Regions from separate parts of the Homo sapiens genome. Here region 2 is linked to region 1. A link is a contact called in ENCODE Hi-C or POLR2A ChIA-PET data. All regions are on one chromosome and are shown on one strand. The core of a region is the stretch at or near the end of the contact, and the rest is flanking DNA. Distances in the headings are between cores, read along the strand shown.

Evidence for each region. A loop is a pair of places that touch in the nucleus more often than their neighbours do. ChIA-PET counts read pairs that join two places held with the same protein, here RNA polymerase II (POLR2A). Pooled maps may share reads with other maps.
Region 2: POLR2A ChIA-PET joins it to region 1 with 10 read pairs in CD8-positive, alpha-beta memory T cell. The contact joins two enhancer-like sites. A Hi-C loop is called at or near these places in 2 of 50 pooled maps. POLR2A ChIA-PET finds 5 or more read pairs at or near these places in 10 of 52 experiments (CD4-positive, alpha-beta T cell, CD4-positive, alpha-beta memory T cell, CD8-positive, alpha-beta T cell and 7 more).

The regions. Positions count from the first base shown.
Region 1 is chr22:37,221,051-37,226,190 of GRCh38, forward strand. RAC2 (Rac family small GTPase 2) reads right to left here. Exons shown (of 7, transcript NM_002872.5): 7 at 4,220-4,989. Among named protein-coding and RNA genes, the nearest start is that of SSTR3, 11 kb to the left of the region's middle. RefSeq lists a silencer at 1,733-1,872. Within about 2 kb of position 3,891, at least 5 of the 41 ENCODE cell types and tissues checked have a DNase peak (open chromatin) inside an H3K27ac peak, as active enhancers do.
Region 2 is chr22:37,321,467-37,326,606 of GRCh38, forward strand. The region is part of intron 1 of LOC105373024 (a long non-coding RNA gene); the gene reads right to left. Among named protein-coding and RNA genes, the nearest start is that of CYTH4, 42 kb to the left of the region's middle. Within about 2 kb of position 2,310, at least 2 of the 41 ENCODE cell types and tissues checked have a DNase peak (open chromatin) inside an H3K27ac peak, as active enhancers do.

The DNA.
Region 1 (5,140 bases), core at 2,641-5,140:
CCTTGTAGGTGAGGGAGGAGGTTTCGTGCCAAATGTCCAGAGATACCACTGGACGGTGTTATACAAGGGAGTGGTCTGATCTGATTGGTAGTTTAACGCGATCACTCTGGCCACTCCGTGGAGATAAACCATGGCCAAGGGCAAGAGTGAAAACAAGAAGGCCAGTCAGGAGGTGTGAGCATTAGGATTGGTGCTCAGTTGGTGCTCAGCAAATATTTCCTTTCCTCCAAGTCTGGGAAGAGTTCCTGTCCCTGCCCCATTGGTGGTGTTGGGCTCGGCCATGTGAAGCATGAGCAGAGGCCTTAAACACCTCATGGTTTGGCTTGGCTTCTCATGCTCCTGTGATCCACAATGAGAAGGACATGCCCCAGGGAATGCTGGTCTAAGGAGGATGAGAGACAGGTGGAGCCGACCCACACACACCCACAGCCAGGACCGAGACCACCCATCCCCAGCCCGAAGCCAAGTCACCAGCCAAACCCTCCTAAGTCAGCAGACCCACTGTCCACCTACAACTAGTGAGTGTGAGAATACAGGCCTGCTGCTTCTTGCCTCTGGATTTCAAGGCAGTTTGGTTTGTTACACAGCATTATTGTACCAATTGCTGACTATGACAGGAGGCTACCACAGGGAGGATACAGTGCTGGTTTGGACATTAGAAACCATGACAATGCAGAGAAGGGGGTCACTGAGGAGATTGTCGGTGATGGGTTGGAAGTGGAAGGTGAGGGAGAAGGTGTCAAGGAGGACTCCCAGGTTTTTGATTTGAGAGCCTGGATGCATTTACTGAGTGATGAAGGCTGGGCGGGGCGTGTGAGTTTGAAATGCTCAGGAGACATCCAAGCAGAAGGGCCATTTCCTGGGGCTCTCTGCTGGCTGGACAGCCTCCCCACTGGCCTGTGAGCTCCTGAGAGCGGGCTCATGCTTGACCCACCCCCAAGCCTTGGGCTTGACACACGGTCTCAATAACTATTTGCTGAAGGATTCAATGATTGAATAAGTCTGTGGTTCTATCAGCATTTTTGACTGCACAGTTGTTTGTAAATGAGGAAAATCCCCAGGCCACCTGGTGGCAAATGGAGTAGAGGCAGAGAGAGGGAAGACAGGAGGCCAGTGAGGAGGCTGTGGCTACTGTCCAGGGGAGACATGGCAGGGGTTAGGTTAGGGAGCAGCCGTGGGGACAAGGGGTGGATTTAATAGACAGAGGCTGAATTGTCCAAGCTTGGTGGCCAGTGAATGCCAGGGTGAAAGGATCGGAGGAGTTTGGGGGACCCCAGGCCTCCGCTTTGAAGAAGGGACAAGGAACAGCCAGTCTCTAGAATAGAAAGCACCAGATGAAGTGGCCTTGTCTGGCAGGCACTTTCCTCAACCACCAGGCCATGATTTCATTGCAAGAAGGGGCGAAGTGAGGCATGGAACCTGCTGCCAGCCCAGGCCTGGCACTAGGTGGGCACTTGGGAGGGGTTGTTGTCACATGAAAGAGCAAACCATGGTGTCAGCTCCTGCCCACAACCGGCAGGTCTTCCTGTTTCAAAACAGGTTCTCATTGACTTCCCATAAGCTTTCTCTTTCCTATATGAGGGGCCTCCATCCTCAGCCAATTTGCAGAGCAGAAACAAGTGGCTCACCCCACTTGGAGTGGCTGCTGGGAACAGTTATACAGTGGGAAGAGCACTGCGCTAGGAGTCCTACCGCTTCAGTGACAAATGCTGTCAGCTTACCGTAACAAAAGGTGTGACCAACGGTGACATTAACAATTGGGTGGTTTCATTTTCTTCAGTTCCCATAACAAGGCAGCTGTTAGCATTGGCTCAGCTGCCCACTGCTGCTGCCAGGAACTCACGCTCCTTTTATCTTTCTGCTCATCCCCTCTCAGCACGGGGCCTTGTATCTTCATGTTTGTGGCTTCAAGCTCACAAGACGGCTGCTGCAGCTCCAGACATCCCACCTGTCATTTTTTTTTTTTTTTTTTTTTTGAGTCTTGCTCTGTCACCCAGGCTGGAGTGCAGTGGCGCAATCTCGGCTCACTGCAAGCTCCGCCTCCCGGGTTCACACAATTCTCCTGCCTCAGCCTCCCGCATAGCTGGGACTACAGGCGCCCACCACCACACCCGGCTATTTTTTTGTATTTTTTAGTAGAGACGGGGTTTCACCGTGTTAGCCAGGATGATCTCGATCTCCTGACCTCGTGATCCGCCCACCTCAGCCTCCCAAAGTGCTGGGATTACAGGCGTGAGCCACCGCGCCCGGCCTGGGCCTGTCATTTTTTTAAGGAAGAAAACAACTTTCACAGAAGCCATCTCTCCCGCTGACTTTCATTCACATCGGCTTCTAGGCCAGAACTATGTGGCCTGAAAACCCCAGTGACAAAACCAGCTGGAAAAACGAGTATTTTGTTGGTGTTAGGTACGGTGCTGCTATGCACAAAACTAGGATTCTGTTAGCAAGGAGGATGGGAACAGAGGGAGAGGGTGGGAAAGGACAGCATCTGCCTTGTCAATTTGAGCCAAACCTGTGCCCTCCCGCATCCTCATCTCCTCTTCTGCAAACCGTGGCTAAGAGTACCTATCTTGGAAGGCTATTAGAACATTAAATGAGATAATATGTGCATGGGAGCCAAGACAATGAGTAAAGGAAGTTATTTACTGACATTATTATCATATAGAAGCAAAGATTGTCTCTACTGGGGTCGACCTAACGGGCTGAACACACATGGAAGGAGATCCGGGCCCACCTTTGCCCTGCAGGGAAGTTCCAGGAGCAAAGGAAAGGGGTCCAGTATGTTCAAAGGCCTGGAATGAAAGAAGCATGAATGTGGAGTGGAAGAAATGACAGTCCAGTCTGATGGTAGAGGCACGAGTGCAATAAGAGTGGGAGGCAGAGGATGGCCAGACCTTCAGGGCCATGGTTTGTTGCGGAGGCTCTGGAGTTTATCCCAAGGCTCTGTGAAGAGGAGGGATCAGAAAGAGGCTCCCTCAGACTCTGGCCAACCTCAGGGGGTGCCTCAGGGATCTTAGACATCGAACATACTAGGGAGTGGGGTCCTGGCCGCCTGCATCTGTATGGTGCCATGGATGGGTGGGGTTTAGTATTTCCTTTCTGTTTCAGAAGAGAAGTAACTTTGAAAACATCATGACTTTGAGCTGAAACTAAGAAAAGCAAAGGGGTTTCCCCTCTGCACCTAATCCCTTTTAAGGGGGGCTCCCAGGAGGTGAGTGAGCTGGAGGGGGTCCTGCCTCAGAACATGGGGACTAATGGGGATAGTGGGGTTGGCTGGGAGCTCTGGGAAAGCACAATGTGGAAACTCAAGCATTTCATGGGCTGGAAATTGGGGTCTTCTGGGTTGTCAGGGGCAGCCTCTTAGATCTCTTAGCCTCTCTAGAGTGTCAGCCTCCTGAGGGCAGGGACTTCTGAGCACTGCTGGATCCCTGGCACCTAGAACAGTGCCAGGCACAGAAGAGGTGCTCAATAAATGTGTGTTTGATGAATGAGTGAGAAGTTGAGATAGAGGAGAGTAATTGTCCGCAGGAGGGGGAGGTCTGGCACCTCCACAGAACTTAGCAAGTCCTGAGGTGGGACTGACTGTGCAGGCACTGTTGTGCCCATGTCGGAACTTCTTAAATCCTCACAACAACCCCGCCTCTCTTTTAAAGAAACTCCCCTTTGCTTATCACCTTCGGGGTCCAGCATTGTTTCATTTCACTGCTGAAATGAACACTTTCCCATGACCTCCAGTAGTGGAGGTTGAGGGTTTCTCGCCCAAATTCCCAAATTCCCGCCAGGCTCTCAGCCCACTTTGGAACTCACCCTCCCCCCCAGTACACACGCTTTCGCTGGGGTTGCCGCAGTTCTGTTCCAGCATGGCATATGGTCCATGCCTGGCCAGTCAGAGCACAGCACTGCACCACTCTGACAAATATGATTGGTTAAAAGGGGGCCCAGGACCTAAGCTGGTCCAATCACAGTAAATCTTAGTTAGAACTTTGCCTGGGATAGACATTTGCTCTTTTTGGCTGAACTTGAACTTGGAAGGATGAGGCCCTGAACTTGAACTTGGAAGGATGAAACCCTGAACTTGAACTTGGGAGGATGAAGCCCTAAGTCGCCTGCCTGAGAATGAACCAGCCAGCAGAAGGCAGAGCCCAGAGCTAAACAAGCCTCGATGACATCATTTGAATACCTTGATCAAGCTGCACCTGAAATCACGATATCTCCAAACTTGAATCAATAAATTTATTTTCTGCTTAAGCAGGTTGAGTTGGGTTTTCTATTTGCAATAGCAAAAGTCCTGACTGGCAAGGTTTAAAAGTTTGAAGACTCTCACAGGTAAGTGCAGCTCAGGATCCTGTGAGTGCAGCAGAAAGTCTTAAGAAATGGCAGGGGCTGGTTGAACCCAGATTTTCCATTGGCTGAGCAGATATCCCCAGAGGCGTAGAAAATTAAATTTGTTTTATGTTGTTCCAAAAGAGGAGAACTGAGGCCAGAGGAGCACACTTCTGAGACACTCATTTTTGCTGGGTAGAGGAACTCTCTGGCAAGCAGGACCATCGATATTAGAGCAGCTGGCCTCAGGAGGGAGTAAGAGCCCCATCCCTGAAGGTACACAAGTTGTGGCAGCAACCATCTGGCCTGCAGTTTCCAGAGGGGAGTCAGGCGTGGGGTGGGACTGGAGTGAACGGGTAGATGCTTCCACATGCGGCAGTTGGCACTGACGGCAGGAACACGGGGGTGGCTTAATGGGTCCTGGGGCTCCCCTCTGGCCCTCAGGAAGGCAGGAGCATGAGGGGCTTGGGATGCAGCACCTGCAAATTTGCACGTTCCTGGCCTCAGGAGGCCTCCAGTACAGAAAAGACCATCAACGAAGCTCTGCAGCCATCTGCTAAGAAACGCCACAGGGAGGGGACAGCATGGCCAGCCGGGGTGCCATCAGGCTTTGGGTGGGGATCCTGGAGGATCAGACCCATCTAGGTGGGAGCGCTGGGGTGCAACCTGGAAGGAAGATAAGCAGGGAAAGAGAATTTGGGGACATGCAGAATCCACAGCTCTCGCCTTCCTGGCTCACAGCTCATTCCCACCTCCAGGTCTTTGCTCAAGGTTTGACTCCCACCAGGACTGCCAATGCTGCTCTCCCCACCTCACC
Region 2 (5,140 bases), core at 1,060-3,559, 99 kb after region 1:
AGCAAACGAACATAGACAGGAGCAGAAAACCAAATACCGCATGTTCTCACGTATAAGTGGAAGCTAAATAATGAGGACACATGAATACTAGGAGAGGGACAACAGACACTGGGGCCTTCTGGAGGGTGGACAGTGGGAGGACGGAGAGGATTAGAAAAAAATACCTGGTGGGTATTATGCTTATTACCTGGGTGACAAAATTATCCGTATACCAAACTCACATGGCAGTTTATCTATATAACAAACCTGCACATGTATCCCAATCCTAAAAGTTAAAAAAAAACCTAGACCAAGAATTCCTCTACCTGATAATTTTGTAAACATTTCAGAATATTTCCAACACACCTGTTATGTCTCTGCAATGATACTGCAAATGCAGTTTTGTAACCTTAAGCCAATTTTTTTTTTTTTTCTGGAGACAGATTCTCGCTCTGTCCCTGAGGCTAGAGTGCAGTGGCACAATCTCAGCTCACTGCAACCTCCTCCTCCCAGGTTCAAGCGATTCTCCTGCCTCAGCCTCCCGAGTAGCTGGGATTACAGGCATGCACCACCACACCCGGCTAATTTTTGTATTTTTAGTAGAGGCGGGGTTTCACCATGTTGCCCAGGCTGGTCTCGAACTCCTGACCTCAAGTGATCTGCACGCCTCGGCCTTCCCAAAGTACTGAGATTGCAGGTGTGAGGCACCATGCCCGGCCTAACACTTAAGCCTTAAAACTATGAAATCCGGATGTCCACGTGTATACCAGCCAGGACAGGTTAGGTTACACTGTGGCAACAAATATCCCCAAATCTCAGTGGCTTCACACACCACAAGAGGTTATGTCTTGCTCACACCCTATGCCCTGGGATTGCAGGGTAGGGATCGGCATGGAGTCTCTGCTTATCATAGTCACTCAGGGACCTAGGCTGAGGAGGTGCCATCCTGGCATGAATTGCCAGGAGCGCTGTCTGGATGTGACATGCCACTTCCGCTCACATTGCATTGGCCAAAACATGTCACATAGCTACCTCACTGCAAGGCCAGATGAAATACCATCCTACCACCGGCCATGCAACATGGGAGGACAGTAATACTTGGGGTGTGGCACTAGTGCCGATTATAGCTAGGGTGACCAATTGTCCCCATTTTCTCAGGACCAAGGAGTTTTCCAAAATGCCGGCCTTCTTGTGCTAAAATTGGGAAAGTCCTGGGCAACCCAGGAGGACTTGTCTGCTCCTATTGTACCACGTTGTGCGGTCTTTACACACTCACTTTTCAAAACTGCACAGCAGCCATCTTTTAGATGAACCAAGGTTTCTCTCCCCAGTCCCCTATTGCTGGAGACTCAGACTGTTTCCAGTATTCCATGTTTATAAATACATTGTCTTAAATACCTCCATGGATAAAACCATGTCTACTTCTCAGTGGCTTCTCAGAGGTGCCATTGGTGGCCGTTTACAGGCTCACAATACCTGTTATCCATAGGTAATTCAAAAAGGTTGAAACAATACAATTTGCCTTCTGCAGCGAAAGCACGTACCTGCTTTCCTTACCTTCTCCTGGAGCCCAGAGCAGTCATTCTCTAATTGTAGCCTCCAGCTCACCTGGAGAGCTCCTTAAAACAGATTGCTGGTCCCTAGCGCCAGAGTTTCTGATCCACGGGGGCTGGGATGAAGCCTAACCTTTGCGTTTTTGTGTGTGTGGTTTGTTTGTGGGTTTTTTTGTTGTTTGTTTGTTTGTTTGTTTTGATGGAGTCTCGCTCTGTTGCCCAGACTGGAGTGCAGTGGTGCAATCTCGGCTCACTGCAAACTCCAGCTCCCGGGTTCAAGCGATTCTCCTGCCTCAGCCTCCTGAATAGCTGGGATTACAGGCGTGTGCCACCACACCTGGCTAAGTTTGTATTTTTAGTAGAGACCGGGTTTCTCCATATAGGTCAGGCTGGTCTTGAACTCCCGACCTCAGGTCATCCACCTGCCTCAGCCTCCCAAAGTGCTGGGATTACAGGCATGAGCCACCGCGCCCGGCCAGATGCCACCACTTTGCCACCGAACAGGTGACCCTGCTCAGCTACTCACCAGAGGTCTAACCTGGAGCAAATTATGCAATTAGCCTCTCTTAGCCTAGGTTCCTATCTGTGAATTGGAGCAGTTGGGAGGATGGACTACCAGGGTAACCATGAGTTCAGTTAAAAATAGTTACAGTTATTCAGCGGTAAATTAAATAACTTTATGTTTTAAAATATTTGTGAGTTTGAATGGAACTGCATTGATTAACATTTGTATTCCTTTCATATCTGAGTGGGAATGGACTTTCTCCCTGTGAGGGTTAAGCATTTGTGTTTCCTTTCTAGTGTGAATCATCGCTCCTGCCCTTTGCCCATTCACCTGCAGGTTTCTCTGCCTTTCCTCTCCGTCTGCCTGGGATCATTACAGAGCAAAGATAAACCCCCATGGCCGTTCTTGATTGCTAGAGATTTTTCCAAAGCTGTTGCTCACCTGTCTGCTGGGGCCATTTTTCTGGCTTACAAAGTGGCCGAATCCATCTGACTTTCCCATTTTTATTTTCTCTATCACTTTTAAGCTTAGATTGGAGCCCTTCTCCAGAATGTGACAATATAAAGGAAATGGATTTTGAATGATGAGATTTCCTGCACCTTGAGGGGTGGTGGGGGTGGGGGATCCTGGCTCAACTCAAACCCTGTGGTGGTGATAGAAGGCATAGTCAGAAACCAAGAGCCCCTCAGCACCAGGACAACCCACCACCCTCAGCTCTCCTCGACATTAGCCACGCTGTCTCTCTCCCCATTTGCAGAGTCCCCCCGCAGAGAGGCACAGGGCAGGCCAGAGCTGGATGCGCGGCTGGAAGGTCAAAGGCATCATCCTCAGGTTGGAGACAGGATGACCGAAGGTGTAAGAACTGGCCAGAGGAGTTGGACAACTCCCAGCTCAGGTCTCTCCTCGACTGCTTTGGCCGTGTGAGCTTTGCCTCTCTGGGTCTCTGTTGTCTCATCCATAAAATGGGCCTGACCATGCCCAAGTCAACGGAAGGATTTAAATAGATCAGCGCCCTGAGGTCGGTGCTGGACGCCGAGTACACGCGCCCAGTACACAGGGCTTGAGCTCATTACACGCCCCAGTTCTGTTCCTGGGGTGGTGGCGTGAACCCCACTGCCTTTGCCTTTAATTGCACTGAAAATATCCAGCACCGCTGATATCAAGGGCCCAGGTCCCGGCGGAAATGAACTCCCAGACTTGGGCGCCCAGGTTTCCGTGCGCGACCCCAGCCCCTCCGGCTGCAGCTCAGCCCATCGGCCCTGCGCGGGAACAGTGTCACCCGGGCACCCGGGCCAGAACAGGCCACGCGTGTCCCAGGAGCGCGGGAAGCTCCCACGCCCCCTCCCCCGCACCGCTCCTTTGGCTGGCAGAGCGGGTCCTCAGCGCGTCTCAGCCGCACCAAGCGCCTCCCGCTCCCGCGCCACCCGGGCGCGCTGCTGGGGCCTGATTTCCATAATAATCAGCCAGAGATCTCCCGAAAAGGCTGGGAGCGGCCGCCGCCGCCCACCGGGGAAGCTCCCGAGGGTGGGCGCCCCCCTTCCCACCCTCCCTGCCGCCGCCGGGAGGGAGCCTCGTTTTTAAAAGCTTTCGAGAAACCGTCCGTGCGCAGGAGGCAGCTGGGAGACACCCAGGATGTCGTTCTCCGCATTAAGGAGGGGGACGGCGGTGGGGGAGGTGGGAGAGGCCGCGGCGCAGGTGTAGACCAGGCTCAGAGGCAAGGAGGGGAGGAGGGAAACTGAGGCAGCCGCGGGGTGGGGAGACGTTTCAAGGTATATTCTCACTGCAGCCTCACGGCGACCCTGCGGGTGAGTTATCTGCTATGCCCCACTTTACAGGTGGGGAAACTGAGGCCTAGAGAGGTTTCCAGTCTTCCAAGCTGGCAAGTGGCTGGGCGGGGACCCTTTTCCGAGTTGGGGGATTCAGATCCCCTGGCCTGCCCGGCACACTGCCTCCTGCCCAAAATGGGCAGCGTAGAAGCAGGATGCTCTGTGCATCCCAAGATGGGAGAACCAACCCGAAAGGGAAAGACCAGGGGGCTGAGGTCCGGCACACACTTGGAGCTGATCTGGTCCAGAAGCCCGTGGGCTCGCAGAACCTAGTTTGAACCCCAGCTCTGCCACCTCCCAACCATCCCCCAAGGGGTGGGCAAACTACAGCCCCTAGGCCAAATCCTGTCAAACTGTTATGGTACAACCAGAAACCAAGCATGTTTTTTTTTCTTTTTTTTCTCTTTTTCTTTTTCTTTCTTTCTTTTTTTTTTTTTTTTTTTTTTTTTTTTTTTAGATGGAGTTTTCGCTCTTGTTGCCCAGGCTGGAGTGCAGTGGTGCGATCTCGGCTCACTGCAGCCCCTCCCTCCTGGGTTCAAACAAGTTTCCTGCCTCAGCCTCCCAAGCAGCTGGGACTACAGGCACGGGCCACCACACCCGGCTAATTTTTTTGTATTTTCAGTACAGATGGGGTTTCACCATATTGGCCAGGCTGGTCTCAACCTCCTGACCTCAGGTGATCCACCCTCCTCGGCCTCCCAAAGTGCTGGGATTACAGACATGAGCCACTGCACCCGGCTAGGTTTTTTCTATTTCTGAAGATAAAAAAAAAAATTCCTGACATGTGAAAATTATATGAAATTTGAATTTCCATGTTCATCCACTTTTTTAATTAAAATACAGCCACACCCACTTATTTCTGGTACTGTCTATGGCTGCTTTCCCTCTACGGTGGCACCGTTGAATAGTTTTGACCAAGAAGCATGGCTCGTAAAGTCAAAAATATTTACTATGTAGCCTTTTCCAGAAAAGCTTTGCCCATCCCTGCAATAATGGGGCAACGATGAAGCCTCTACGCCTCGGTTTTCTCACCTGGACAGATGGGAATGCCATTAAGTGAGGATGAAGTGAAGGCTGGGAAAGCCCTGAGCACAGTTGGCAGCACCCATCTTAGAAATGCCTTTGACCGGCCCGGTGCAGTGGCTCACGCCTGTAATCCCAGCACTCTGGGAGGCCGAGGCAGACGGATCCCCTGAGATCAGGAATCCAAGACCAGCCTGAGCAACATGGAGAAACCCCATCTCTACTAAAAATACAAAATTAGCCAGGAGTGGTGG